Regions from separate parts of the Mus musculus genome. Here regions 2, 3, 4, 5, 6 and 7 are each linked to region 1. A link is a loop called in an ENCODE intact Hi-C map of the cell type or tissue named here. Cell type or tissue: left cerebral cortex. All regions are shown on one strand.

Region 1 (4,000 bases):
GAAACATAAGATTTCTAGTATGTACCAAAACTTGATCGATGTATAAGATTAACAATAGTTTCGCAAAGTTTTAATTCTTGCTTTTAAAACCTTGCTTATGAAAAAAAATCTTTTAAAGAGACCCCCCCCAAAAGGGGGAACATCAATTTCTTTTAAGGGGGGGGCCGACAAGCGCTTTGGCCTGGAAGGACATCACTTCTAAAAGGGTTATTTTTTATTTTCTCTCCCCTATCCCAAGGTTGGTGGGCACCCACTCTGTCTCCACTTGCCTACTGCCTGCCTCCTCACTCCACCAGCAGAAGAGAGCCTTGGGCCAATGCTCTCATACCTAGCCACATTTCCCGGGCAGGATTGGGGGTGGGAGGGAGGTTTGCTTAGTTCCTATGACTGCCCCCTCCTAGAGCAGACATTTCCTTCTTGCTCTACCAAGACCTTTCAATAGCTGGCAGAGAGAAGGAAGGACGAGGTCGTGGCTCAGCACACACATCTACATAAACTAAGGCTGACAAACGCTGATCTCTAAGACCAACACATACACACACACACACACACACACACACACACACACACACACACACACACAAATTATCATGTTAGGCTCTTGCTTCCAAGGGCTGCTGAACTTCTGTCTAGAAGAGGGAAGGAGCTGTTCCTGAACAGATGAAAACTAAGCAGTCCAGGCCTGTGACCAGGCCTAGAAGAGCGTCACCTCAGAGGACTGGGAAGAAGGCCTTTGGCATTTGAGGGGGTAGGGTGATTGATCCTCCCGGCCCAGTGAGAGAAGGGGGTGGAAAACGCGACTTGAAGGAAATGCTGCCTTTCTGTGGGCCAGGCACCCATTACGGATGGGACTGTCATTTTGCCCAGAGGCCACCTGTCCTGTCCAGTCTTACATCAATATTCGCCCTGAAGCATCTCTCAGAACTGGTCTGGCCTCGCCTGTCTCCAGATCCGAATCCAGGACCGGTAGAGTGCCGCAAGCCATAGGTTTAACATTAAAAATATGCCTCCCTCCCTAGGCGCTCGGCCGACCCCGGGGCCCGCACCCAGGAAGGAAGCCTAAGGGCTCAGGCTCAAGGCAGCTGCCGCTCCAGCTTCAGGGCAGTCCCAGGCGGAATTCTTCCAGGAAGAAAAACAAAACAATCCCTGACTCCACGTGGGACTGAAGTACTCCTGAAGCCAGGGTTGGAAGACATGGGCTCCGACTCTCAATCCAACCGCTGGGCAACCCAGGACAACCTAGGACTTTCACCCCGAAACAGTTTCACCTTTCCCACCCGCGCGATCTCGATTCAGGGGCCCAGGCAGGACACCCCGCCGAGGGAGGACCCGGGACCTGCGCCTTTCCTAGGCAGGGCTCCGCGGATACTGCGTGGGGCCCCGGTTCAGACCGCTGGCCGGTCGCGAGGTCCGGAACCTGTGTTCCTGGCCGTCGCTCCTAAAGCGTTTTAGGGAGCCGGCTGAGAGACTGGGGCTCGGCTGCAGGAGCCACAGGCGGTCCTTGCAAAAAAAAAAAAAAAAGAAAAGAAAAGAAAAGAAAGAAAAGGAAGAAAAAAAAAGAAAAGAAAAGAAAAAAATCGCCCTGGCAGTTCAGCCTCAGATCAACAGCAGCGTTTCCCCAGCAGCTGACGGGTCAAATGGTCAGGAAACAACTGCGGAGAACAAAGCCCCCCGCTGTTCCGCACGGCCAGCCTGGCTCGCCCGCACCGGGTGCCGTTCGGAGGGGACGCGAGAAAGGGTTTCGCTCCCGGCCTCCCTTCCTTAAGGAAGACAAGACACTAAGAGGAAAAGTCTGGAAGACGGGGCGAAGAGCCTCGGCAGGGAAATGGGCGGCTCTTGGAAGGCGGAGGTCGGACAAACCTCCAGGCTTTGGAAGCAAAGACCAGACCCGCGCGAAAGAATGCACGGAATGCGGTGGCCGGAGGTAGGGGAGCAGCGCAGCAGGGGGCGCCCGACCCCCCCACACACACACACACCCCGCACCCTACAGTGCTCCCCAACCGGTGGCCGGCACACCGAGCGAGCTGGCAGGTGCGGCGAGCGGTCCCTCCCCTTTGCCAACGTCTGAGATACTGCGCGATCCTTTTGGGGTGTCTGACTTCTCAATGTGACAAGCCACCCTCTCTCCGGCCACCTAATTTCCTACGCCAGGGTTCGCTCGAACCAGGCACGCGCCGCTGGCAGAGTCGAGAATGATGTGTGAACAAAAGGTGGTAACTCTCTGCTCCCGGGATTAGCAGGAGCAGGCGCGGTTGTGCCTGGTGTCCCCCCACCCCCCCAAATACAGCACTTCAGCCTCCCTTAGACCGGGGCAAGTGGGGGTTGGCCGCCATCCAAGAAAGCTCTGAGTTTAGGCAGCGGGGAAAAAAAGAGATAGCTCCCCAGGTCTGCACCCCAATTCTCCTTTCCTCATTGACCGATGTGTATGAACTCCTGAGACAGCTCCTACCCTAGCATTCACCTTCCTTCACCCCCCTCTAGGGTTCCCGGGGTTATACCGAACCAGGCCTCTCTCGTCCCCGTGGGACCTAAGAGCGCGTTCTCAGTACTTGAAGCTGGGCTGCGCAGAGGAACCGCTGCCAGCATCCAGGCCAGAACCGTTCGCGTAAACAAACACGGAAACTCCAAGACGCGTGCGGATTGCAGGTGATTGGGGAAACGCGCCAGCACGGCCTCCCCGGGACTCAGGCTCCAAACCACAGCAAAACCGTTCACACTGACACGCACAAAGACACGCGAGGAAGGGGACTCCAGCACCCCGTAGTCACTCGGGTACTTTCCTCCCAATGCCCAGCAGGGCTCAGGCCGCCAAGTCCCTTACACTACCTACCCTCCCACCTCGCTCTCCCGGGCACCCACGTTTACCTTTAAGCAGGCAGATGTCCGTGCGCTCCGCGTTCCGGCGCAACGCCTGCACGACCAGCGACACCGTGCTGTCCTCCCGGAGACTCTCGGCGCGCGGGCTGCGCTCGTCGTAGACGATGACAGCCGAGTAGAGGCCAGAGCGCAGGCGGGCACGCACCTCTTCCTCGGCGGGCAGGATCTGCTCCAGGCTCACGGAGCCCTTGGCCCTCCGCCGCACGATGGTATTGCAGCGCACGTTCACCGAGCCTCGGATGTAGCCCGCGCTGTGAGCCAGAAACGGCCTGCAGTCCAGCAGCAGGCACTTGCCGCCGCTCAGCAGCCCCAAGGCGCCGTGGCTGCCGCTGCCGTTGCCGCCCGCGCTGCCGCCGCCGCCGTTCTCATCCCGGTTCATCAGCCTTTTGAGCACGCTGCAGTCCATCTCCCGCAGTTCCTCCATCGTCACCATGTCGCCGGCAAAACGCAGTAAGCTGGGGAGCTAGCTGGAGAAGGCCAAGGGCACCGGAGCCAGCTAGGCTAACAAGAAGGAACCAGGCGAGGGCTAAGAGGGCGCCTGCAGAAGTGACCCGCAAACTTGGCCCCAGGCTCTTCTCCCTCTAACACCCCTGCTTCCACCTCCCGCAGCCTCAACGTTACATAGCAGTCCCAGCCTTCTCTGGCGCCAAAGCTGGCGGGCGCGCGGCACCCGGGGCAAGCGATCGAGCAGGGGAGTGTGTTTACGAGAGAGGGCTCCTCTCGGTTTGTCGCCTCTGGTGTGTTTTGCTAGCTAGGGCTGCTTCTGCCGTGGGCTCCGCCGTTTCCCCCACCGCTGCACCGCCGGAGCTGCACGCACTGCCCCAGCCAGAGTTTCCTCCTCTGGCTTAGAGATTTATTAATGCTCGCCGGCTCTCCCGGGGGAGGGAAGAGTCATTACTACCTCGCCAGGCCCCGCCCCCAACGCAAGCTTCCCGCCCCGCCCCCACCCCGGCTCGTGAATGGAGCGCCGGCCCCCTCGCACCCAGTCACGGGGACTCGACGTCACAAAGAGAGGAGTAAACAGGGCGCTCGGTGCTGGCTGCCAGGCCCATTCATAAAACGGAGACCTAGAGGAAGAAAAGGAGGCAGCCTCCGACCCGCCCGCGAGCCGGCGGCTCGGGGA
Region 2 (4,000 bases), 590 kb after region 1:
CATAGCAGCAGTTGATCACTCATGACTCAGAATGACTCACATATTGGTAAAGATGTGGAGGCAGAAGATGACATGGACTTGCTAAGGAGCTGGCCAATGTAAGGACACAGGAAAGGTAAGAAATTAATAAAGCTCTTTTTCTCTGTTATCAAAACTCCTATTTCACTTATTGTAAAAAGAAAATGTTAAAGAAAGATGGAGAGGAAAATAAAAATGGATTTCCTCTATCCTCCAGACAAACACCATGAACTTCCTAAGGTTACTGCTTAAGTTATTAAGGATTTCTGTTGCTACATAGAGACACCATGACCATGGCAACTCTTACAAGGGAAAACATTTCATTGGCGACTGGCTTACAGTTCAGAGTTTTAGTCCATTGTCATCATGGTGAGAAGCATGGTGGCAAGCAGGCAGGCACGGTGCTGGAGAGGTGGCTGAGAGTTCTCATCCAGATCCTCAGGCAGCAGGAAGAGAGCACAACACTGGGCTTTAGCCTCTGAAACCTCAAGTCCACTCCTTGTGACACACTTCCTCCGACAAGGCCACGCCTCTTCCGACAAGGCCACGCCTCCTCATAGTGCCCCTCCCTATGAGTCTATGGGTGTCAGTTTCATTAAGATTACCAAACATCTAGACATTTCTCTGTGCATATATTAGAAATACTTGCTTTGGATAGTTGCAAGTTTACGTCTAATGGTCTCTAATAACTTTTGCTTGTAAAGTTTTTCAGTGTAATCGTCCTATTTTTGCCCAAACCAAAGTTCACATCAACTGCTAGATTTCTAGCATTCTTTGAAATCTTTTTCTGTTAAAAAGAACCCTATTTCCTGCTGTTGAAAGACGCAGGCAGGAAGTTTACTTCAGACCGTGGCTTGTCGAGGAAAGGGTGATATACCAGCTTCGGTGAGATTTTTATAAAGGAGCTGCCCTTGTTGTGTTTGAGAATAGAACCCAGAGAAATTGGCAGACAGCATTGAAAAAAGGTTTTAGACTTTGGAGGCCATAGGGGTTAAAGCATGTGGCGCTCAGAGCCTCTCTGAAGCCACAGACAGCCTGGTAAGGACGCCACACAGTCAGCTTGTTACATAAGACCACGCGTGGCTCTGCCTCCCCGCCTTCGCTTTTGGGGGATTTGGTTTCCTGTCAGGAAACAAGGTGTCACCAAGAGAGCTCTCTTCACAGAGCTGCCTTCAGGGCTAATGAGATCACGACTTCTGAGCTCCTCTGAGAAGCAGGCTACCTAGATTGAGGACAAACATTGCTCTAATCGGGTTGTGGTTTTTTTTTTTTTTTTTTTTTTGAAAAGAGCCACGTGGCTTCCTTGCTTCCTGTAGGATGGTCAGTCCTGGCTCCAGGGGCACCCGGGAAGTTTCCGGCTCTTTCTCTTTCCATCCCTACCCCAGGGAGAGCCTCTGTGTTTATTCCTGCTTGCCATGCCAAGCTTCAATTGGTTCCCTCAGGAGCTAGCCCCCATTACAATCCAAACTGATGCAAAGATCACCAAATATCAAGGGCTGGAGCTGAGCAACCCTAGAGGGTGTACCGCCCAGATTCTGCTCGGAGGGCTGCCTGGGGTTTCGTTTGTTTTTATTTCAGCATATCCTCCAATGGATGCACCTTTGCTATGTACGTTCTTGAAAACACCGGAGCAGTGTAGTGCATTCCCAGAAGCAAAGGGAAAGGCAGGAGTCTCTCTCCAGCTGGGTATCCATCAGCATCTCTTTGCATTTCAGAGCCTCCGGGAGCATCCTGCCAGGGACTCAGGAAAGCGACTTTCATTAAGCCACACGTACTGGTGCGGCCTTCAGTTTCCCTGAGACAATGCTAGGGAAAAAGGGGGAGAAAAAAAGAAAAAAGAAAAGAAAGGGCAAAACTATTCTGCAGCCAGGAGTACCCTCTAGTGTTCAGTTGAAGCCTGAACTCTGGCTACAGCCCACAAGCCCAATAAAAATAATGGGAGGATCTATGTGATTATACCGAAGGTTGCCTCTCCGGAGCAGCTGCAGTTTTTGCTTCATTGACCTAAGCTTCACAAGTCCCTTTGAAAGTACCGGGGCTAGAAAGTATAGTGCATGCTTTTAATCGCAGCACTCGGGAGGCAGAGGCAGTTCGAGGCCAGCCTGATCTACAGAGCAAGTTCCAGGACAACTGAGGCTACATAAAGAAAGCCTGTCTTGGCAGGGAAGTCGGGGGTCGGGAGCTCTGGAATGAATATGGTTTTTTAAAGGAAGATTCAGTCACTTATACACTCCCCAACAGCAGTTAGTATCTGGGTTTAGCCATGGAATAGAACTACATCTTACATCATTAAACTAGTTTCGATGGCACTGAAGTTGTAGAAAACATCGAGGCTGTGGTTGGAAGTTGAAGAGTTCAAGGCCAGCCTGGTGTATAGGTGAGACCCCACTGGCAGAGGTGTGGGCAGGGGAGGCGGGGAGGCTTTGTACTCTGCTGGCATCATTGTAACTGAAAAGTAACATAATCATATATTTAAATATCAAGAAGTAGCTTTCAAGTCTGACAGTACAGAGTCTACTGTGTGGACACGTGCAAAACCCAACTAGTTTGGAAGATGTTGTAATGACAGCTGCGTTCCAGTGGGGGCTTGATTAGGGTTTGGGGGTACGTCTTTTTTGTTATCTATGTTTTTGTAGCTGCTCTGTTTTGTCTCAAATTGCTTGTTAATACATATCTAAGCTGGAACAAAGCTTTCCTGTCTGTAAGGCCCTTCCAAAGCCAAGCTAAGTAACTAAGTGGCTCTGAGATGCCAAGTGGAGTTCCATATGATCATTTCAAAGCTTGTATTTCCAATGCCAAGGATGCTATTAGTTAAGAATAAAGCACAGTAAGTGTACAATAACAGGAAAATTTTCAGAAGCACCATGGATTATATGAATGGTAGATGAATCATAGGAGCATCAGATGAGTAAAAAGTTGTGAATAAATCAGAGGACAAAGCTAATAGCCACCACCAGAACTGTGTGCGCATCCTCTTAACCAAAAAGTTCAAAAATCAATTTAATATGTTCCATATTGTTGAAGCTTATGGTTTGTTCTTGGTTTTTGTAAACTTCCTGGACTTCAGAACTTTCTATGGTAATGGACCTTGGGGGTAAGAAAGCTGGAATTGGGCCTGTGAGACGGCTTGGTGCATAAAAGCTCTTGCAGTCAAGCCTGGAGGCCTGAGTTTGAGCCTCATGGTAGAAGGAAAATCCAATTCCCACAAGTTGTCCTTTGACCTACACACACACCACTGGCATATATACAGAATACATATATGCACACTCTGTGTGTGTGTGTGTGTGTGTGTGTGTGTGTGTGTGTGTGTGTGATTTCAGAGAGATGGAATTTCATAGGCCTCTGCTTTGTTTATTCTTTGTATTCATGACCAGGGGATGCTCTTCCAGTCTCAGCAACTTATCCAGTTTCCCAGAAGTGTTCTCACAAGCAGAGGCAGAGTAGCCAGAACAAAGTGGCTGTCTACAGAGCAGCTTGCTAATGGGCAGATCACTCTTGCATTGCTCTGCCAATATCTGACTGAGACACTTACAGAAGGAAGGATCTATCTTGGCTCACAGCTTCAGAGGGCTCAAGCCATCATGACGTAGAACGTATCACGGAGCAGTACAGTTCATATCGGCAAGAGCCCCTTCGTGAGCTTGTTCTATCAGCTACACCCTCACCTCCTACCAGTTCTACAGTCTTTCAAAATAGTACCACTAGCTAAGGAATGAAGATTCAACTTGTAAGGTGGAACAAGGCAGGAGGAAGAAATTTGGACCTGAGGAGTTGAGTCCCAGAAGATGGAGATGACCCCAGGAGGGAATGGAGGCAAATAAATGTTACTTGCTCTCCCATTGTTCTGACCTGGAACAACTCAAGGAGAAGCTTAAGGCAAAGCATCACAGCAGAAAAGTATAGCATTGTGATGTCTAGGAAGCACATAAAGACAGAAAGAAGAAGCAAATGTCTTCCTACCAGGCTCCATCTTACATAGCTC
Region 3 (4,000 bases), 220 kb after region 1:
GATTTTTCCTAGCATTGCAGAATTTGACTCAATGCTGTTCAATTATTTGCCCTGTTGAAGAAAATCCCTGGTCCCTCCATTTCAAAGTACAAATTTTGTTCCATGAAGAAGCCTAGCAAATACAAGACTGGAGAGCTGCCACACCGCTCAACCTTCTATCTTGGTAAGCGGGTGTAGCCTCGGGTGATGTGCTCTCTCGTGGGGCAGGTCATACTAGATCCCTGGCAGCCTGTGAATCTCTCCTGTAACCATGACTCCTAAGCCACCTTTGTGTGATTTCTGCAGCCAAGTCATCCTACAGGGCAACGCTCAAACATTCTGCCTTCAGTTTGCCCTTTGTCCTAGCCCTCGGAGCCACCGTGGGAACACACCTGATGAATCATGGAACTGAGCCTACTAGGGAGCTGTGGGTAACAGGAGGCCCTAACAGGGACTTAGGGAGTGTCTGGGTACCCAGTGGACTCAGGGTTCAGCCAGGTTGTGGTAGCCCTCCCGGGCTTGGCTCTTCTCACACTGTTCATGACACTGTCTATTTCTCCTCACAGACCCCATTACCTTCTAATGCCCTCATCCGGTCCCAGGGCTGGGCCTTTCTTCCTAGATATTTGGCTTGGAGCTCCATCATTCTTGCTATGAGTTCCTTCTCTATTGCTCACTCTCATCTCAGACAATCTTGCAGGGGTGGAGGTGTGGAGGTGAGAGGAGCCGGGCCATAGCAAACTGTAGATGAGTCACCTCCCCAGGTTGATGTGGGGAGAAAAAGAATGGGTGGATGTGCTAGGAGGAAAAAATGACACTCAAATGAAGAGTACATCTGAATCAAACATTAGTCACTGGACCCAGGGGAGAAAGATGCCCTCTCCAGGAGGGGCTGTGTGTGTATAGGGCTGTGGGTGGGGATTTTGTTATGGAAAACAGACCAGACAGCATTAAGACCTACCACCCAATGTAACCATTTATTAAGTGTAGTTTAAGAGTGAACTGTAGGTCATTTAGATTCACGAATCAACATTCATTACAGATACCTATCAAATGGAGACTCTGTGTTAAATACAAGTAAAGGAGGCTGCACTAGATTTCATGCTCAAAGAAGGAGCCGAGCCTCTGAAACTTCTGTTGAAATATAGTTTTGGTTCCCTGATATCTAAAATGGCTAAGGCCAACCTGAGGTTAGAATGACACTAGTTTATTAATATAGACCTCCAAGACATGTCAACTTACCATCTGGGGACAGTGGGCCATGGCCCTATAGATGGAGGTCACAGTCACTCTAAGAAAGTTGAGATGGTTTAGAGTGAGTCTCTTTCACAGAAATTCATGCTTTTTGTTTTGCAGGACAGAGGTGGTACCTCACCCTCTCTCCCTTCCTTCCAAGAGACTGGGTCCTTCAGTCTAGTGTTGGCCCTCAGTTCCTCCTTCACAGACGCTGCAATGAACTTGATTTAGTAAGTTACCTGGGCATCCTTTTGTTCTCCTGCAGCTGATCATTTCCTCCAACTCTACCATTCTTTTTTCAATCTTTTCTTCTACGTTCTGCTGCCATTGGCTGCTTTCGGTCCTTCACAGCATCCTCTGCAGTCTCCAGGTTGTCTATTGCATCTGGTATTCATCTTGTCCAAATGTCCCTGATTTGTGCCACCAGGAGGAGGTGATGGATTGAATCCCAAGACCCGCTGCAGCTCCTCCTTAGGGGTTTTCACATGGATAAACATGTGGTCCATGCTTTACGAACTCCTTCCTCCTCCCTTGTCACATGACTGGCCTACATTTCCCCATCCGCTGTGTATTGAGCTGGAGCAGATAACTCGAGTTCTGTGCTGAAGGATGTTCAGAAAATGACTAGTCCCTAAGGAACACCAGCTACAGGCAGACAACAGCAAAGCTGAGTTGAGCTGTCAGCATTGGAGATAAAAGTTTTGGATTCTTGAGGAGGGAAGTTGCCCACCGTGAAGTCAAACTTCTGCCTACATCAGGAGGAGATGCACATGTATATGGAAGTATTTGGCTCTATTTATAACTTTAAAAAATATCCCAGATCAAAGCCTGTATTCCATTTGGTCTCTAAGCCCTTTCATAAGTACCTCTTTCCTACTTGGCGCTACCTCGGTTCTCCTGACCTCTCTGTTAGCCCCGAGCATGCCCATTCCTGCCTTCCTGCTCATGCCTGCTGCTTCTCCTGCCCTCTGCCTTCGTTTCCTTTGCTCATCTCGATTTGCAGCTTTTCCAGGAAGACCTCTAGACACTTTTACTCCGCGCTCCTCTCTCTAGCTCAGCAACAGACTGGGTCACTCTTGAGTTGGTTTGAGCTAGTCCTTTCTGGCCTCTAAGGCAAGAAGAGTCCCCTGGGCACAGGTCCTCTGTTCTGGGTATAAAATACAGGCTGAGGATGTGTGGGTAGGTTGCCATCTCAAGCATGCGGACTCTGTTCCTCGGAATGAATCACGTGTGGTGTGTTCTCCAGTAGACAATTTGCTTGTTCAATAAAAGGCTCACTGGGTGTCTGTGTTGGTTAGATCTCTGTTACTGAGAGCAAATTGCCAGAGAGAACAATGTAAAGGGAAGATTGCTTATTTTAGCTCACAGTCCTTTGGATCCAAATGAAGCAGCACATCATGGCAGGAAGCAGAGGTAGAGAATACAGGAAGTAGGTAGGACAAGAAGTAGCCTTCAGGGGGAAACCCCTGCTAAACTTAACCAGAGCCCACCTCCTGCTGTCTACTACCTCCCAATAATACCATCATGTTAGGAGCCCATATGAGTATGTGTAAACCATTCATTATGTCAAAGCCCTTATGATTTAATTGCCATCCCAGAGCTTACCAGCTTGCAGCCAAGTCCCTGATGCGGGAGCCGGTAGGAGAGACTCTATATTCAAGCCATACCAATGCCATTGCTATAGACAACTATACTGACAGCTACAGGAACCCATTAAAATGTGACAGCCCTTTCATAAATGCTGGAATATGGAGCGCCATTGTCTGATTTGCTTCTGTCCTGACTAGTCACAGGGAGATAAGGGACAGTTTCACGTTTCCCTTAAAGCTCTATGGTAACACTGTAACTCCAACACTGAACTCCGAGACTCCATGTGGCTGGAGCCAGACCTCAAGAACAAAGGGCCTGTCATTGTTTTCCTCTTCAGCTTGGAGTCTAACAGTTCACTCTCTTGACCTTGTTACCAGAACAGTGGGCTCACAGGACAGGCTTGATGAGAAGAGAGGACACTTTCCATCATAAATAATTTCCCTGGATCGTTCTCCAGGGGGAGGATATGCAGCAGGCTGAGATAGAGGCCAAGAACATGAGAGGAGCTGTAGAGGAGACCCCCCCTCCCCTTAAAGAGATTTAGAATGTCAACCTCATTAGGGTAAGGTCTATGCTTTTTTTTTTTTTTCTGATCCCAAACATGCTGAACTATAACTGGCATACACTAGGTATGCAGGGCTAGACCGGATAGACACCTTTTGGTAATCTCCTCATATTGTTTGGAAGGTACCAAGAGTCCCTAGGAAGGGACAGACACAAGCAGGCAGAGTGGGATGGAGATCTTGTGTTAGATGTTCCCACAGTGGGGGCTGAGTGAAGGATCCTTTTGACTAGAGAGGAATAGTGTTCCCAGCCAGTCGCAAGGGGCCACTGCATGCCTGAGAGAGGCAGGTAGGCCAAGACAGCCCCAGGGTGACTGAGAGTAGCTGATCATGAGCCATGACAGCTCTTTGACACATATCAGCAAGGTTAAATAGACAGGGGGCGCCATATCCTACAGGTCCTCTAAAGGACAGAGGAGTGGGGGCTACCTCTGCACAGTCATGGACATGAACTATCTGAGTCACCCAGACAACATCTTGAAGAGCTAGAGGGAGAAAAATCTAAAGATTGTCTTGGAGGGGAAACTATAACTATCATAGGAAACATTTGGAGTAGTCAGAGACGTGGAAAATTGCTAGGAAGCGTATTTCAAATCCGTTTCTACTCTTCTAAGTTGGAGGTTGTGCAGCCG
Region 4 (4,000 bases), 200 kb after region 1:
TTCTGCAGACCCTTTAAATGCGATTGGCAGGGAGAAAGCTACGGCCCTGAGACCATGTCCTTTGCCTTTAATGCTATTATCACGTACATGAGCACTGCCAGCTCCATTTCACTCCATGCCCCATGCTCCTGGCACACTGAGGACTTTAGTGTGATCTGCTGGGCTGAAGTGGCTCTTATGTGGTTGGCAGGATCCTTCCGGCTACTACAAAGGCTGCCAATGCCCCTGGCTGTGGCTTGAGATACCCTTTTGTTCCTAGGTACTTGGCCCGGAAAAACAGTTGTGTTTTCAACGGCTTATCATGTACAATGTGTTCTCATCTCTCTATAACCTGAGAAGTCATGGCGATCTCCCTTGCCTGAAGCTGTCCTTTCTAGTAGTGCCTGTATGGGGCTCACAGGGTGGGGTGGGGGGCACCATCAACAAACAGCTTCAGTGGATGGACAAGTACAGCAATTCTCTGGGCCATTTTAAAGATCCAGTGGGCCTCTGGTGAGGCTCAATGGTGAACTTTCTAGTGTGTGTGAGGCCCTGTATTCAACCCCCAACGCTTCCCTAAATAAACAATAAGCAGTCCGTGTCGCTAAATCTTATTACATAGAAGTTGCATTGAAACTGTAAGTCACAGACTAGAGACCTTTTTTGCTGGTCCATCCTAGAGATGATTGTTTGAAGGTTGGATGGAACAGAACCATGGGGCAGAGCACTGGTGGTGGGGAAAAATTTGGAGGCACTGTTAAGCTGTCAGCTCTTTAGAGTGGCTGCTGCATGCAGGTATTGAACCTTACGCGACTATGACACTTTAGACAGACTCTTTCACTCCATCTGCATGACAGGCACAGAAGGCAGAAACGTTGCTTTACCTCAATGGTGAGGATGTTGAGGACACCTGCTTGTGGTTGTATAGCTAGCAGATGGTAGAGCCAAAGTTAGAAGTTACATAAAGTCCCCACAGTTCCCGTCATCCAATGCGGGCCAGCCACTTGGGCTCAGGAAGAGATCAGGATGAGTCAGGCCCTCTGGGACTCCTGACTGTGAAGTCTTTGGGGGAATGATCTGAGTCATGAGGATCACAGGATGCCTTCCTTACCTTTGGGAACCATCAAACATTTGCAGAATAACTTTCCACCCCCTCTTTCATTTGTCTCTGACTCAAACTCGCCCAGTGATTCTCAGCCTGTCTCTAACGAGAAGCATCTCTCTGAGGAGACGAAGATTAGTCTAGAACCCAGGGCATCTGATTGCTGATCTGCACCTCTCATCTGTTTATCAGAGAAAATAGCATTGTCATTAAGCATTGTGCAGAATACTTGCTGGAAGCTCCCGAGTTAACAATGTTATATGACTGATTTACATTTGTGTGTCCAGTATACAGAACAGCAAGGGTCTTGTTGCAGAGATAATCCATAGCTTTGGACCAAGGTATGTTGGTATTTGTAATTTATCTATGAATCAATGAGCCCCACTGTCCTGGCTTCAGAGTCTTTTTTTTTTCTTTTTAAATTGAAAATAACATATTTTTTATACAATATATTCTGATCGTGGCTTCCTCTCCCCCTTATTCCTCCCAGATCCTCCCCACCTCCCCACCCACTCAACTCTTTGCCTTCCCTCTGGCTCTTCAGAGTGATTCTTAATGGCTCATCTTCCTCCTCCTTCTCCCCTCTTCCTCCCACTTCCTATTGTGTAGCTGTTAAGAATTAGAATCGTTTGAAATGCTTCTGAGGTAGGAGCCTCTTTGTCAAAGACAATCTCAGGCAGACTGCTGATATGGCAGGCGGTTTTGAGCAAATTACACAGCAGGTAGTTTATGCCATCAGCAGCTAATGTAAAAGAATCTAGTCTTTTCCTCCTGTGCCTGGATTCTCCTTCAGTTGCCCAGGGTATGCATGAAGAAGTTCACTCTGTGAAACTGCTGAATTGACCAGAAGGTTGCTGTGGTGGTTTGAATATGCTTGGCCCTCTTAGGAGGTGTGGCCTTGTTAGAGGAAGTGCATCACTGTGGGTGTGGGCTTTGAGATCCTATGCTAAAGCTTTACCCAGAATGGAAGAGACCCTCCTCCTGGCTGCCTGCAGAAGACAGTCTCCTCTTGTTCAGATCAAGATGTAGAACTCTTGCCTCCTCCAGTACCATATCTGTCTGCACACTACTGTGCTTCCTGCCATGATGATAATGGACTGAACCTCTGAAACTCTAAGCCAGCCCCAATTAAGTGTTCTCCTTTATAAGAGTTTCCTTGGTCATGGTGTCTCTTTACAGCAACGCAAACCCACCTAAGACATTTGCTTATTCTCCAACCTTATGCCAAGTGAGAAGGGATAAGAAAAGAACAGGGAAAGGAAGAATGGAGACACATGAATGAGAAGAGTGGGGGCCATACTGAGCCAGCACTCAGGGCAGGATTCTAAGATGTCCACAGTAGAAGCCACTCTAGCAAGTTTAAGCACTCAAATCTATGAAGAGTGTGTATAGCTAAGAGGGTAGTAAGGAAGGTTGGTGAGCATGCTTTAGACTAGACAGAGTTCCTAGGAAGGATTTCCAAAGCCATATAGCAGCACTGAGTGGCTGAGGGGGCTGGCCCCACCCCCATAGTGAAACAGTGACTGTGACACAATCATACTGCTTTTGGTGGATCTAGTGCTTTTAGATCAGGAAACCAATCAGAACATTATCACTGTACTGAGGGTGTAGAACCATGCCTCTATCTCCCCTGGTCCACATCACAAAAATGGGTGCCTTGCACTCTGTCTTGCTCCCACATAACTCAATTCATAACTAAATTCTGATACAAGTGCAGTTGAATGATGGATACTGAATAATTCACCTTAAATGGCACCTCACAGAAAGCTGGGCTGGTCCCTAACACAGCAGTGGTCAGAGGTGGGGTTTTGTGACTAGATTATGAGGTCACTGGCTTATGAATAGATTAATCTGTTGTATAGATTTATAGTCACCAGGCTGCTCTGTCCCCTCACACTCTCCTGAGCATGGAGTTGGGAGGTGGGAGGGTCAGCAGCTCAAACTTCTGAACCGGCAAGGCAGAATAAATCTCTCTTCCTTACGTTATGTCTCTCAGGCATTTGTGACAGTGATGCTAAGTCTGGCCCACTCCTCTTACTTCCAATTTCTTTGCTCTCAGTTATTACTTTTGCATTGGATAAAGTTCTTACCCAGTAAGTGTAGTAGTGAATCTTCATTGTCAACTGGATGTAGTATCACCTAGGCAACATGCCTGTGGGCATTTCTGTAAGTGTTTCCAGAGAGAGCTAAATGTGGGTGGTACCAACACATGGACTGGGGTGGGGGTGGGGGGTACTTGACAGACTAAAAAGGGTAAAGGACAAAGTATGGGCACCGTTTATCTCTATCTCCGTTCTGGCTATGGATATAATGTAACTACCTACTTAACTCTCTTGCCACCATGATTTCCACAAGATGACAGACTGGATCCCTTACATCCATGTGCCAAAATAAACCCTTTCTCCCTAAGTTGGCTTTGTCAGGCATTTTGTTGCAACAAGAAAAACTACTGATACTGTGGATGAGCTATATACTACATATTAAGCCTTTGATGGTCTTGTTTATACAAAGTCACACAGACATTGTCACCACGGAAGTATCTATTTTAAGAGATGCCCCACAGGATTCTCAGCATTCTGGATCTATTATTCTGCCTTCAATATGTAACAACCACCTCTTTATCAAGCTATTGTTTCATAACCACAAAGAGCCTAATGTAGCTAGTTGGCCTACTCAGCTTCTAGTTCAATGGGGCCATTATTTTGTCTACTGGGGGAATCATGACTTCTATAGCTTGGGAGCTTAAGGTCTCAGGAGCAGGAAGCAAATATTTTTCAAATAGGTCATCAGATGTAAGAGTTGGCCAGAATGTACTGCTTGGTTCTGTGGTTTGGCATTCTGGATGCAGGACAAACATCACAGTCTATCTGTTGATCATTTGATGCATCCTGCCTCCTACAGCCTTGCTTAATATTGTCT
Region 5 (4,000 bases), 420 kb after region 1:
TATGGAAGAGCAAGTGTCCCAATCTGGGGACAGACCACCATCTGAGGAAGTTACAAATACTCAGAGAAACCCCGGACACTCAGGCATTGCAAAGGCAGCCCACCCACTGGGCTCTGAGCGTCTGTGACTTCTCTAAGACATGACAGTTTGGTCCTTCAGTCATCACAGAGAAGGAGGAGGAGGAGGAGGAGGAGGAGGAGGAGGAGGAGGAGGAGGAGGAGGAGGAGGAGGAGGAGAAAGAGACAGTAAAGAGGGAGGAGGAAATGGTGACAGCTAAATCATAAGATGCTTCTCATCATCTCTTCTTCATCATCTCTCCTAGACCACAAAGGTACAAACCTGACAGAGTCCACTGACCAGCTACCTCGGACAAAGGCCATCTATGAACTTCAGATAAAATAAGTCCTTCAAAAATTCCTGGTCCTTACATATCAGTGATGCCATCATATGGTCATCCAAACTCTTCAAAAATAATGATACTAGCAGAAAGAGGAGGCAGCGTGATACTCCTGGGTACAGACTCAAGAGAAGCTCACCGTCCACGCTCACTGTGGTACTGTTCATAAATAGCTAAGTTATATAACCAGCCTAGGCGCCCCATCTATGGACTGAGAAATAAAAACACTATACGCACACTGGAGTGTATTCAGCCACAAAGAAAAACAAAACCATATTATTTGTAGGAAAATGAGTGGAACCAGAAATGATCGTGTTAAATAAAATAAGCCAGACTTAGAAAAAAAAAACAAAAACAAAACAAAAAAAAAAATCACTCCATTTTTTTCCCATGCAGAACCGGCATTTAAGAAGAACAGTGGGCATGAAAACAAGGCAGGCTCTTTAGGAAGAGACAAGGTTCCCACAAGGAGAGAAAAAAGAAAGGGCAGCAGAGGAACAGGGGAGCTGCGATGTAAGTGCATTGGATGCGTATCCAAAATGGGAGATACGGAAACCCGCTCGCATACAATATTCCATTCAAATAAGATCTAGGGAAAGGGCAGAAGAGCTGCACAATCAACTGGAAATTGTGGCCCAGCGACTGAGCAGTAAACTGTGGCCGATCCATCATCCTCTGAACAGCGGACAGCACCAGCATTTTCCCTATTGGTTGTAGAAGATGTGCTTGACTCAACAGAACTAAAAATTCTCTCTTCTGATTCAGTCCTAAACAGAATCTCACTCTAAATGTCAGGAGGTTTTTTGTTTTTTTTTTTTTAAAATCTCTCCACTTGCCTGCTTGCTTGTCTGTTTCTAACTGGAGACTGAAACTGTTGGGAATCTGTTTGATTCGGTCCAGGGGATATTTTGGTGTTCGGCGTTAGCTTTCAAAAAAATACAGGGAACCAATTCTGGTTCTAACTAGTTCAAAAAGTGGTTTGTTTTATTTTTAAAGTGCACACATTTGGTTCTTGGTTTCTAAGTTTGGTTTTCTTTTTAGTGTCTTTTTTTTTTTTTTAAACTTGGAAGTAGAGTGCCTGGTTCGGCTTATTTGGGCTCTTGGCACTTAATTCCATTTGAGTTCTGGCTCTGGACTCCCGTTGGTTGGCGCTAACAATGCGGCTTGCTTGGCTTGCCTTTGCAGGCGCTGGCACTGTGCAGCAGGACAGGTGCTGTGTTCTTAAACCGGGTGTGCATAGCCAAGGAGAAGCCCGATAACAGCACACAAAATGCTGGCAGTAGAAGGCCCCTCTGAGGCCAGGAACTCCAGCGCTCCTCTTTAGAGAGACTAGGGACATAGAGTAGGGAGCCATCTGAGCCAAGATGGTACCATTAAACAGCTGGGAGTCAAAGTGCTGATGTCCAGACTCCTCTATACCTCGCTGGCCCGTTCAGAAGTAACCCTGCAAAGTCACATCTAGACCCTAAAATTGACAATCCGGGGAGCAAAGCAAAATACTGAAAGGCTGTTCCTCCTGAACCTCTCCGTATTCCCTGAGCCTTGCCAGGGCCTGGAGTGGGAGGGAGAGACGCCCAAAGCTCTGCATAATGATTCAGAGACGCAGTGGGTGTACAGAAAAGCCAGCAGGTATTTAAAAGACCCAAGGCACTCACGTAGGAACAAGCCTATAAATTCTACCCCATCACTGTTGCCAAGGAGATGCAGGTGGGCCTGGAGCTGGCTCTCTGGCAGGAAACTCCCACCTCCCCCCTCTCCCCCGCCCCCCACACATTGTTCATGCCGTACACAGCTTCTTATGACAGCCCTCCTTCCCAGCCGGATGACCAGAGATCCACTCCTTTTCCTGGATAATGTGGCTCATTTATCCAAATGTCAGCTGGACCAACATGCTCTGGGGGGCTGCAAGGAACCCAAAATGCTATTTCTCCTGTGCCCAGAGATGCTCGGCAGGGAGGAGCCTTGTGTGGGTAGAAACCCCGAGATGTCTACAGTTCAATGCAGGAACTGCAATGCAGTCCATACTGATTCCATATCACCTATTCAGCCCTCCCTGGCTCATCAAACAAATACAGGGCTGAAAATGTTCTCTCAACAGCCTACACTCCAGTCAGTAAAAATGTTGTGCGAAGCATGAGAAGTGAATCCACGTCTTTAGTTGCATGACTGTGTGGCCAGATTCACAAAGATGAGAAGACAACAGCTGGGCTCGGGCTGCAAGAACCCACCTTCTGACCTCAGCAGGAGAGTGTGGGGAAGAAAGGGTTAAGCCACAGTTTGACTCCGTTTCTTCCCCTACCTCTCACAAAGGAGTCTGTAATATATTTCAAATCCCCTCCTTGACTTCGGGGTACACCGAGACACCTTTTGATTCCGAACACAGCTGCTGTGAAAATGGTGGCAGCTTGGCCATATGGCACCCGTCACCTGTCCCCATAAGGCAGCATCAGACCCATCATCATCCATAGGGTATTTAGTCTACCCTTCCTTCCTCTGATGGTCAACATGGCTGCACCCAGAGTGATCCTCCAATTCCTGTGACCATTCATGGTGCTTCATGAATGTGGAAGATGGATCTAGCAGCGTGACTGTTGAAAGCCAGGGGTTAAAGCCCTCTAAATTAGCCCAATAAAGCCATTAAAATGGAGACGATCTGTCCCATATGTTATTGGCCACAGTGTTGGGCCGAATTAATTATTGCATGAGCCAACAACTAATGGGGGCTGAGAGTTGAGTGTGTAGTTTGATCTAGATGCGTGCGATACATAGGGGAGTGAATGGGACAGAGAGAGCCAGCCTCACAGAGAGCAGCAAGTCCTGGAGGGACCTGAAGAAAACAGCATCTACCCTTCGTCCTCCCGTACTAGAAGAAAGCCATGTTCCTGGATGTCTTGGTCTTGTCCCTTCTTCCTTACTCCTGTAGAAAGCTCTGCAGCAATGTTTTGCTCTTCCGCCTGAGCTCTGAGGAAGGAGGAACGAGTCTGCATGCCCTGACCATGGTGGGCCTGGGGTAGCTCTATTTCTACCTAGCTGTTGGAACTCTCAGCTACATGAAGGCATAGGATGAGGGACGAAGAGTGTGGCCCGGTGGTAGGCTGCTTTCTTAGCATTATGCCAGGTGCTAGGAAGACATCCCCCCCCCCACCCTGCACTGCAAAAGAGAAAAGCAGCAATGAAAAGGGAATAAGGTAGGTTCCTGGGCAGAGCTAAGAAGCCGTAGATCAGGTAGGTTCACAGATAGAGCTAAGAAGCGATAGATAGGCCTTCCAAGCTTGCTGGAGTGTTGTGTGCTTCTTTCAGTATTTTCAGGGTATGACACATAAATGGTCCCAGGGAAATGCCTTTCAGTGGGATAGCAGCCTCCTTACATGATTAGTATATGCAAATGAAAGAAACTACATTAACGTTACAGTCAAAGCTTTCCTTCTTAGACCGCACAAGGTTCTGGGTAGCTCTTGGGGTTTGAGTTCATGCAGACCCAACTCTGTCCCTGATGGGAGCTGTTGCCACTGCTGGAAAGTGGGGACAGACGTGTCACCACATCCCCCCACTGTGGGCAGATGGAGGACAGTGACATTTGTGCTTCTTTCTCATCCCAGGTGC
Region 6 (4,000 bases), 320 kb after region 1:
GAAACTCAGATGGGAAAAGAGATGCTGACACAGGCCCGGGGAACAAGTGACCCTGCCCCAGCAGAGAAAAAGACTGGCAGTTTCAGGGCTTGTGGCTCTAGGGTGAAGCACGTGAGCACCCTTGGGTTGGGGCTCATCTCAACGTTTAGGGTTTGTTTTTTACTTCAGGAAACAAGCTTAGAGAGATTTCAAAACAACCTGCTTCAAATGCCTCGCAGTGTGTGGGTAAGAAGGGACTGGCCTTCATGTTCCCTCTCACAGCGTGCTACTTCTCAAATGTGTTATTTTTCCTTCACCGTTTTCTCCTCAGACCTTCTCCGTGGCTTGAAATGAAAACTCAACCTTTGGAGCCAGCAAGGCCTCTGTGGTCCACAGAAGGCTCTCGGTGCATATTGATCAATAAAGACCCTGTTCTGTGTCTCAAAACCAGAGAGCTTCAGGCCCTCTCCAAACCAGTCCTATATCAGCTGTACAATCTCAGGGAAATCCCTGACAGAGGTTCCTGACAGGGCTCTCGGGTTCCCTTTCTGTAAAATGGGGATGGGGATAATACCGCCGGGAGGAAGGGGGCGGTGACTGAGAATAAGGTAACGCTTATAGGATAGCTGGCGCCATGCTATTTTTAAGTCAGGCATGAGCTAATTCTTCAAGAAAGGGAAGTAAAGACATGGAGGAGTAACTTGGCCTTGAAGTGTTGAAATCTAGGATGTCTACAGTCTCTGGCAGGTGAGACAGTACCTCTTTCTGACTCCTCCATCATCACCTAGTCATGACGGTGCAAGTTTCAAAGGCCCGGTGAACATCATTCGCTTCAAATGCAGTATCTGAAGATGTTGGGGTTTTTTTTGTTTGTTTGTTTGTTTGTTTGTTTTGTTTTAATTATGGTAGGAACTAGAGAAGTGATTCACTGGATAGCATTTGCTCTATCAAACAAACCTAAAGCAGACTCGGTAGCACGCATCTGGAATCTCAGTGCTGCTGTGGTGGCATGGGTGGTGGAGACAGGAGAAATCTCTGGGAGCTCTAAGGCCAGCTAGCCTGCCAGCAGTCAGATACACATCGGTAGGCGAGGCTGACCTCTGATGTGAGCACGGGAGAGTGTGTGTGTGAGTGTGTGTGTGTGTGTGTGTGTGTGTGTGTGTGTGTGTGTGTGTGTGATATTTGAAAAGGAAGCTACATATGCAAGGATTGACTCTCTTCCCTCTTAGCCCTGTGAGCTGGACAATCTGTTTCACAGCCCAGCATTGCTTGCATAACAAAGGCTTGGGACCATTGACTGCCATCTTTCTGGGATTGATCCTAAAGAAGCTAGTCCCATGGTTGAATTGGATCGCACGACTCCAAATTGAATTTAAAACAAAATTTAGACAATACCTAGGGCTTCACGGTAGCACAACCCACAGGAGACACTGTCAACTGGTATGTCCACAGTAGTGAGTAAATGTGCTGCGATAGCCAAATGTTTTCTTCGCAGATGCTATAGCCTTCATGATCTATTTCCTTTCCAAAGCTCTGCTCAGTAGCAGCTATTTCTAAAGGGAAATCCATATTTCTATTGTTACCACTGCAGTATATAGTTCTAGTTAAACTGGAGTTTTTGACATTTAAGGAGAAGAGTGCCCCCTAGTGGAGGTAAATCCAATCCAGTGGTAGCCAGCAGGCCCCAGCGTTACAACCTATTAACTAGGACTCTCATTTGGGAGACTTCTATAATTCTCTTCCCAAAGACATGCATGGCTTAAGGGTCTATCACAAGATAGATGCTTTATTAGGAATAACAAAAAGAAGGTGGATGTTGTGTTTCCATGAAGGGTACCGACCATGTGGGGGAAAGGATTAAGAAAAAGATGGTGGTTGAGAATAGGCCTAGACAAAGTAAAATGGATCATGTCCTAGTTAGCTTGTCAACTTGACACAAGTGAGAGTTATTTGGGAAGAGGAACCTCATCTGGGAATACGCTCCCTTCAGCTTGCCTGTAGGCAAGTGTGCCGTGTATTCTCCTGATTCATGAATGATATGGGAAGGCCCAGCAGGTGGTCCTGGGTTGTATAAGAGCACAGGCTAAGCAAGCCATGAGACAGAAAGCCAGTAAGTGGCATTGCCCCCATGGCCTCAGTTCCTGCCTAAAGTTTCCTGCCCTGGGTTTTCTCAGGAATAGAGAGTAAAATGTAAGGTGCAGTTAACCTTTTCCTTCCCAAGTTGCCCTTGGGTGTGGTTTTTATCACAGCAATAGAAAGCAAGCCAGGCCAGGCGACAGGCAAGACCATACTTCTTCTTGCTTGCGCTTGATCTCAATCTCTCTCTCTCTCTCCCTCCCTTCTTCCCCCTCTCTGCCAGTGTGTGTGTGTGTGTGTGTGCTACATGTGTGCATGTGTGTGCAGAGGTCAACGGTCAACATCAGACGGCTTCTTCTATTGCTCTCTACTTTATCTTTTGAGACAGGGCTTTCCACAGAACCTGGGGTTCACTGCTTCAGCTGAGCTGACTGGCTAATAACCTCAAGAGATCCTCTCACCTCTCCACCAAGTGCTGTGGTCCTCAGACACTGCTGTGCACAGCGCCTACCTGGGCACAGAGGACCCAGGAGCAGGTACACATTCAGTGTCATTCTGGTTATTGTCTAATATTTGATTCTGAATGTGGGCAGAACCTTCTGTAGTGTAAGTTATATTCAAATTCAAGGTGCCAACAGTAAATCAACTTGCTTGCAAAATCCCTGGACACTTATCCATCCCCCCCTGCCCTTCTGTAGTACAAGGCTGCAATCTGTGCTTACAGGTTTGTTCTTCAAAGTTCTTTAGTAGCAGCACACGGTGCCCAGAGTTTGGGACACCTCAGCTTCCTTTGCCCTAGTATCCGACACTAAATAAGGCACAATTTCTGCCCCTAATAACTCATGACAAGTAGAGAAGATGGTAAATACATTTCCCTGGCAGGCATTAATAATCAATGACAGAGTTCATGGGCAGCTCTTTTTGTCTTTCTTAATGTAGTGATCCATGTGACTCTTACTTATTCATCTCAGTTGGAACTAAAAATAGACCCTCTCTTCATTCTAGCAGATTCATTCATCCCAGTATAAATTCATTAATCGCAGGGCATCAAAGGTGTAAAGGAAGAAAAAGAGGGCATCCTAGACAGACTCCTTACTATTCTCGCCTAAGCTGCCTCTGTCTATGGACTTACCTCTATATGAATGTCATCTTAGGATCACTATGAAAACTGCTCATTGTCTGAGGGCTGCCCCAGCTGATGACTGGGAAGGAGAACACCCAAGTCAAGGGTCTGTGTGAGAAGTGAGACTGACTGCAGAGGGTGGGAAGGCTGCCATCTCTAATTAGAAGGCTCGAAGGAAGCCAAGCTGTGTTTTAGGGAGGATTCCAACATCTGTGCTCTGCTTCCTTCACAGGCAGCCTGCCCCGAGGGCCCTTTAAGAAGAGGCTCCACACTCACCTGGTACACACTACGGTTGCTTCTTCCAGCTTTACATCCTTGAATATGGTCCAGAATTGTATGTTCAAATTCTACCTTTGGCCACAGAATGAGTCTCCCCAAACCCCAACCCCCAGTGGAAAAGAAGGGAACAGGTTCTCTTTTATTCCCTTTAATTTATTTATTTATTTATTTTACATCCTAATTGCAGCCCCCTCTCTCCTCCCACTCCCCCTCACACAGCCCTTTCCTTCCCCTTCTCTGAGAAGGGGTAAGCCTCCAATGGGTACCAACCCACCCTGTCTCATCAAGTCACTTCAGGACTAGGCACATCCTCTCTCACTGAGGCCAAATGAGGCAGCTCAACTAGCGGAATGAGATCCACATGCAGGCAACAGAATAAGGTAACAGATAAGCCCCCAACTCCAAGTTGTTGGGTGGGACCCACTTGAAGACCAAGCTGTACATTTGCTACATATATTTGGGGGACCTACGTCCAGCCCATGTTTGCTCTTTGGTTGGTAGGTCAGTCTCTGGGAGCCCAAGGGTCTAGGTTAGTTGACTCTG
Region 7 (4,000 bases), 210 kb after region 1:
CTATCTCAATGCCTCTGCCTCTTATCCAGCCCTCCCCTTCACATCATCCAGCCAGAAACCATGTCCATCCTTTCAGACCTCTCACCTCCTCATATCACCCCAGCAACCTGCATCACACAAATATTGCACACGCTGCTATGTACTTATTTGCTACATATATTTTTCCTATACTCGACACAGAGACTAGCTATCCTTCAAAGCTTCTATTTGGTAGACAACTGGGACTCACTCTTCCAGTGAGAGAAGAACTGGGCAAGCTGCTTTCATGATATTTTGTTAGACTAAAAATATTTGCCCATAGGGGCTCATCAGGGTCATACACTTCTGTGGGGATGGTCCTGCCATTGGGGGTACCCGCCTAGGGCACTGTGCTCTTCCTGTCCATGTGTATCATTTGTGAGTTCACCGGAAAAAGCAGTAGTAATTGGTAACATTTATAGCAGCACAGTGGAGAAGCTCCACTCTCCCACTTCTCAGCTTGTCACCATCGGCTTTCTAATTTATAAAATTGGAATCAGGATATTATCTAAAGTAGAACAGAGGAAGTATGCAGATTATTATAATTATGTAAAATGCCCGGAAACCAAACTTCGAGCACTATAGATTTTTATCAGACAGGGCCTGATTTCACAAGTTTTTTTTTTTTTTTTAACTGAATTAACAAATTATCGTGTGTCTTTGAGTCAGGGAAGTGAAGTAAATGGATTGCGCGAATATTATTATATACTAAATTGGGTCCCCTTCCCCCACTTTGTATGCTGAAGCCCTAACCCCCATTACTCAATATTTGGCTATAGTATCTTTATAAAGGACATTTCAATGAAATGAGTTTGTAGAGTTGGGCCTTGATCCCGTGTAACGAGTGTCTTTGTGAGAAGAGAAAATTAGGGCTCAGATTCACATAAGGGAGATCGTGTGAAGAGGAAGAGAAGGCAGCTGTCAGTAAGCTGTGGAGAGAGGCCTTAGAAAATACCAATCCTGCTTGTATTTTCACTTTTATGTATTTTGTGCTTATAATTTCATTTCTAGAAGTCTGAGGGAATACTCTTGTTGTTGTCTATGCCTCCCAGCCCCACAATTCTTCCTTATGTCAGCCCTAGAAATGAATACAGATATCTTATTAAAACTGTCTAGGACCACAGGGCAATGTGTGGGGTGACCCTGTACCAGAAGAGAACCCTCCAGTCCAACCTCAACTGGGTCCTTGTGTGCAATGATGTCATACTAGGTTAGTCCCTCCTTTCCACTTGAGTCCTCAAACCATTCATACAGAAGTCAATTGTTCTCTTGGGACACATGGGCTTTATGTGAACTACTACCACAAACACTTGACATCTTATTTAAAATTTTTCTATGTATGAGGGCATCAGGGAAGGGTGTGAGGAACTCCTAAGTATTTACATACCATTAGCAGAGCGGTGACCTTAGCCCTAGTACACCCTTCGCTCAGCTCAACTTCAGTAAAACTGACATTGAGTACTTGACATTAAGAGGATCTCTAAGGTCAGGTTGTCTGCATTCATTAGGTCGGCCAATGGGCCCAACACCCCCTCCCATGCTCTTTCTTTCTTTCTTTCTTTCTTTCTTTCTTTCTTTCTTTCTTTCTTTCTTTCTTTCTTTCTTTCTTTCTTTCTTTCTTTCTTTCTTCCTTCCTTCCTTCCTTCCTTCCTTCCTTCCTTCCTTCCTTTCTTTCTTTCCTGTTTTTTTTTTCTAGAGTGGTTTGACATTTGTGCATAGTATTAAGAAAGATCACAGAGACTGAGCTGCGCCTGCTGAGAGGTTCAGCTCATATTTGTTAATCTCCTGTGTGGTGCAACTCTGGCACCCAGACAAGCCCGCATTCACAGGGGAACAAAGCACTGGTTATGTGTGTTGAAATTCCTCAGAGAAAATGTCTTGCAGGCTGTTGGGGAGCGCATGAGGGCTGGAAATCCTGCAGTGGGTGTTGCTCAATGTCCTGGGAAGATGGTCTGCTGGCATCTGAAGGCTCACCCTTGAGGGGAGTTGCTGCACACTGGGGCATGAGGGGCTGGTGAAGACAGAAGGAGCATGGGCGGCTGGGTAGGTGGAAACTGGCTTGGATGCTTCCTCCACACTCCTCCCTGGTCACACTGGAGCCGGACCTAGGCTACCCACTTTAGGAGTCTTGTGAGGATATCCAGCTACAGCCAGGCTTGTCACTGTGCCCACTGTCTCACTAGCTTGGGACTAGATTTTCCTGTTTTCTGGGACGGAGTAAGCTTAGTTATCTGGGTATCCTTGGCTTTGATTTAGAGAAGTAAGAGGGTGGGGAGAGGGAGAAGAGGTTTTAGATGGGCATCAAAGGATGGGACGGTTAGGTAGGAATCGTTAGGTATAAGATTGAGCTAAATCAGCGTGGTTCTAGGTATTTTGAGATGACAATAAGTGTCTAGAACAGAGGTTCTCAACCTTCCTAAAGCTGTGGACCTTTAATACAGCTCTTCCTGCTGTGGTGAACCCCCAACTATAGCATTATTTCATTCCTACGTCATAACTGTAATCTTGCTACTGTTATACATTATAATGTAAATATCTGCTATGCAGGATATCAGATATGTGACACCCCCTAAAAGTCTTGCTATCCACAGGTTGAGAGCCTACTGGGCTAGAGGAAGATAGAAGATGAGTTGGATGTGGGGGGAGCACAAGGAAAGTCCACTCGGAAGGCATGAGGAATGGGTTAGAATGGTGGTTCTCACTATGCCTCTGGACCAGCTAGAACAGAATCTCCACAGATAAGAACTCGAGCTTTCACATTTGGGGCACACACAAGGATTTGTCAGACGCCATGCCAGATTCGTGCACAACTTGGTGTTTTGCTCCTGTTGCTTTGAACTGTTAAAAGCCAGGTCAGTGAAACCTTCTCCTCCTGAGCAGACGCCACTCCATCCACAGCAGTGGGCAGACACCACTCCATCCACAGCAGTGGGCAGACACCACTCCATCCACAGCAGTGGGCAGACACCACTCCATCCACAGCAGTGGGCAGACACCACTCCATCCACAGCAGTGAGCAGACACCACACTCTATCCACAGCAGTGGGCAGACACCACTCCATCCACAGCAGTGAGCAGTCGCCACACTCCATCCACAGCAGTGGGCAGACACCACTCCATCCACAGCAGTGAGCAGTCGCCACACTCCATCCACAGCAGTGGGCAGACACCACTCCATCCACAGCAGTGAGCAGTCGCCACACTCCATCCACAGCAGTGGGCAGACACCACTCCATCCACAGCAGTGAGCAGTTGCCACACTCTGTCCACAGCAGTGAGCAGTCGCCACACTCCATCCACAGCAGTAGGCAGACACCACACTCTATCCACAGCAGTGGGCAGACACCACACTCTATCCACAGCAGTGAGCAGTCGCCACACTCCATCCACAGCAGTGGGCAGACACCACTCCATCCACAGCAGTGAGCAGTTGCCACACTCTGTCCATAGCAGTGAGCAGTCGCCACACTCTGTCCACAGCAGTGGGCAGACACCACACTCCATCCACAACAGTGAGCAGACGCCACACTCTGTCCACAGCAGTTCAATTTAGACCTGATTAGGAGGCTTGAGCAGCCCTTGGGGTGCAGCAGGTCTGCTGTCCTTTATATCCATCAAAGGCTATCTGGTTCCACCTAAGGATTGGCCAATTCATAGGGCATTTCACAATTCCAATGCTTCTTTCAGACTCTTTCTCCACACAATATGCCCTTAAAGAACTTACTCCAAGTCAAAGCAAGGCCTTAGTGTGGAACCCAACAAACACTATCTGAGTGAAAAATGATTCAAAGAAACAAGACTACCCCCACCCACTCCTCATTTGGTAGACCTGAGTTTGGTTGAATTAAATCCATAGTTACCTCATACAACTACAAACTTAAATTATAAATCATAAGCCCCACACAAATGACCCAACACATCATTTCTGACAGTGGCTTGTTCCAGGGAGTCGAACATAGCCACAGCCTACAGAGTAGTCCTT

What was found. Hi-C counts contacts between places; a loop is a spot of excess contacts. Peaks named below come from ENCODE experiments on the same cell type or tissue, not always from the same donor. Only the 100,000 strongest peaks of a DNase experiment are listed, where the experiment ranks them.
Region 2: a loop joins it to region 1, with 5 times the contacts of the local background. A loop is called at or near these places in 16 of 42 quality-filtered maps.
Region 3: it touches region 1 in a loop (2.3-fold over the local background); 5 of 42 quality-filtered maps call a loop at or near these places.
Region 4: it touches region 1 in a loop (2.2-fold over the local background); 15 of 42 quality-filtered maps call a loop at or near these places.
Region 5: it touches region 1 in a loop (15-fold over the local background); 24 of 42 quality-filtered maps call a loop at or near these places.
Region 6: a loop joins it to region 1, with 6 times the contacts of the local background. A loop is called at or near these places in 41 of 42 quality-filtered maps.
Region 7: it touches region 1 in a loop (2.2-fold over the local background); 14 of 42 quality-filtered maps call a loop at or near these places.

Annotation. Positions count from the first base shown.
Region 1 is chr8:34,807,039-34,811,038 of GRCm38, reverse strand. Dusp4 (dual specificity phosphatase 4) reads right to left here and starts at 3,429. Exons shown (of 4, transcript NM_176933.4): 1 at 2,866-3,429. The coding sequence starts at 3,310. In left cerebral cortex, CTCF peaks have their summits at 1,916 (motif pointing right), 3,066 and 3,643; DNase peaks (open chromatin) are centred at 2,303, 2,754, 2,977, 3,849 and 3 more places; H3K4me3 peaks cover 3,370 bases; H3K27ac peaks cover 2,925 bases.
Region 2 is chr8:34,213,314-34,217,313 of GRCm38, reverse strand. Gm29243 (predicted gene 29243) reads right to left here and starts at 484. Exons shown (of 4, transcript NR_166073.1): 1 at 358-484. In left cerebral cortex, a CTCF peak has its summit at 1,907 (motif pointing left); DNase peaks (open chromatin) are centred at 1,086 and 1,757; H3K4me3 peaks cover 616 bases; H3K27ac peaks cover 1,054 bases.
Region 3 is chr8:34,587,921-34,591,920 of GRCm38, reverse strand. It overlaps B930018H19Rik (RIKEN cDNA B930018H19 gene), which reads left to right. Exons shown (of 5, transcript NR_040706.1): 4 at 1-163; 5 at 1,336-2,501. Among named protein-coding and RNA genes, the nearest start is that of Gm46068, 4.9 kb to the right of the region's middle. In left cerebral cortex, a CTCF peak has its summit at 3,747; DNase peaks (open chromatin) are centred at 716 and 2,438.
Region 4 is chr8:34,610,276-34,614,275 of GRCm38, reverse strand. The region is part of intron 2 of B930018H19Rik (RIKEN cDNA B930018H19 gene); the gene reads left to right. The region is part of intron 2 of Gm34096 (a long non-coding RNA gene); the gene reads right to left. Among named protein-coding and RNA genes, the nearest start is that of Gm34096, 5.6 kb to the right of the region's middle. In left cerebral cortex, no CTCF peak of the experiment used is centred here; DNase peaks (open chromatin) are centred at 975 and 1,747.
Region 5 is chr8:34,390,786-34,394,785 of GRCm38, reverse strand. No RefSeq gene overlaps it. Among named protein-coding and RNA genes, the nearest start is that of Gm33831, 6.0 kb to the right of the region's middle. In left cerebral cortex, no CTCF peak of the experiment used is centred here; DNase peaks (open chromatin) are centred at 521, 1,307, 1,556 and 1,986; H3K27ac peaks cover 2,677 bases.
Region 6 is chr8:34,482,754-34,486,753 of GRCm38, reverse strand. The region is part of intron 2 of Gm46038 (a long non-coding RNA gene); the gene reads right to left. Among named protein-coding and RNA genes, the nearest start is that of Gm40489, 4.2 kb to the left of the region's middle. In left cerebral cortex, a CTCF peak has its summit at 1,635 (motif pointing left); a DNase peak (open chromatin) is centred at 1,627.
Region 7 is chr8:34,599,002-34,603,001 of GRCm38, reverse strand. The region is part of intron 2 of B930018H19Rik (RIKEN cDNA B930018H19 gene); the gene reads left to right. Among named protein-coding and RNA genes, the nearest start is that of Gm34096, 5.7 kb to the left of the region's middle. In left cerebral cortex, no CTCF peak of the experiment used is centred here; a DNase peak (open chromatin) is centred at 1,895.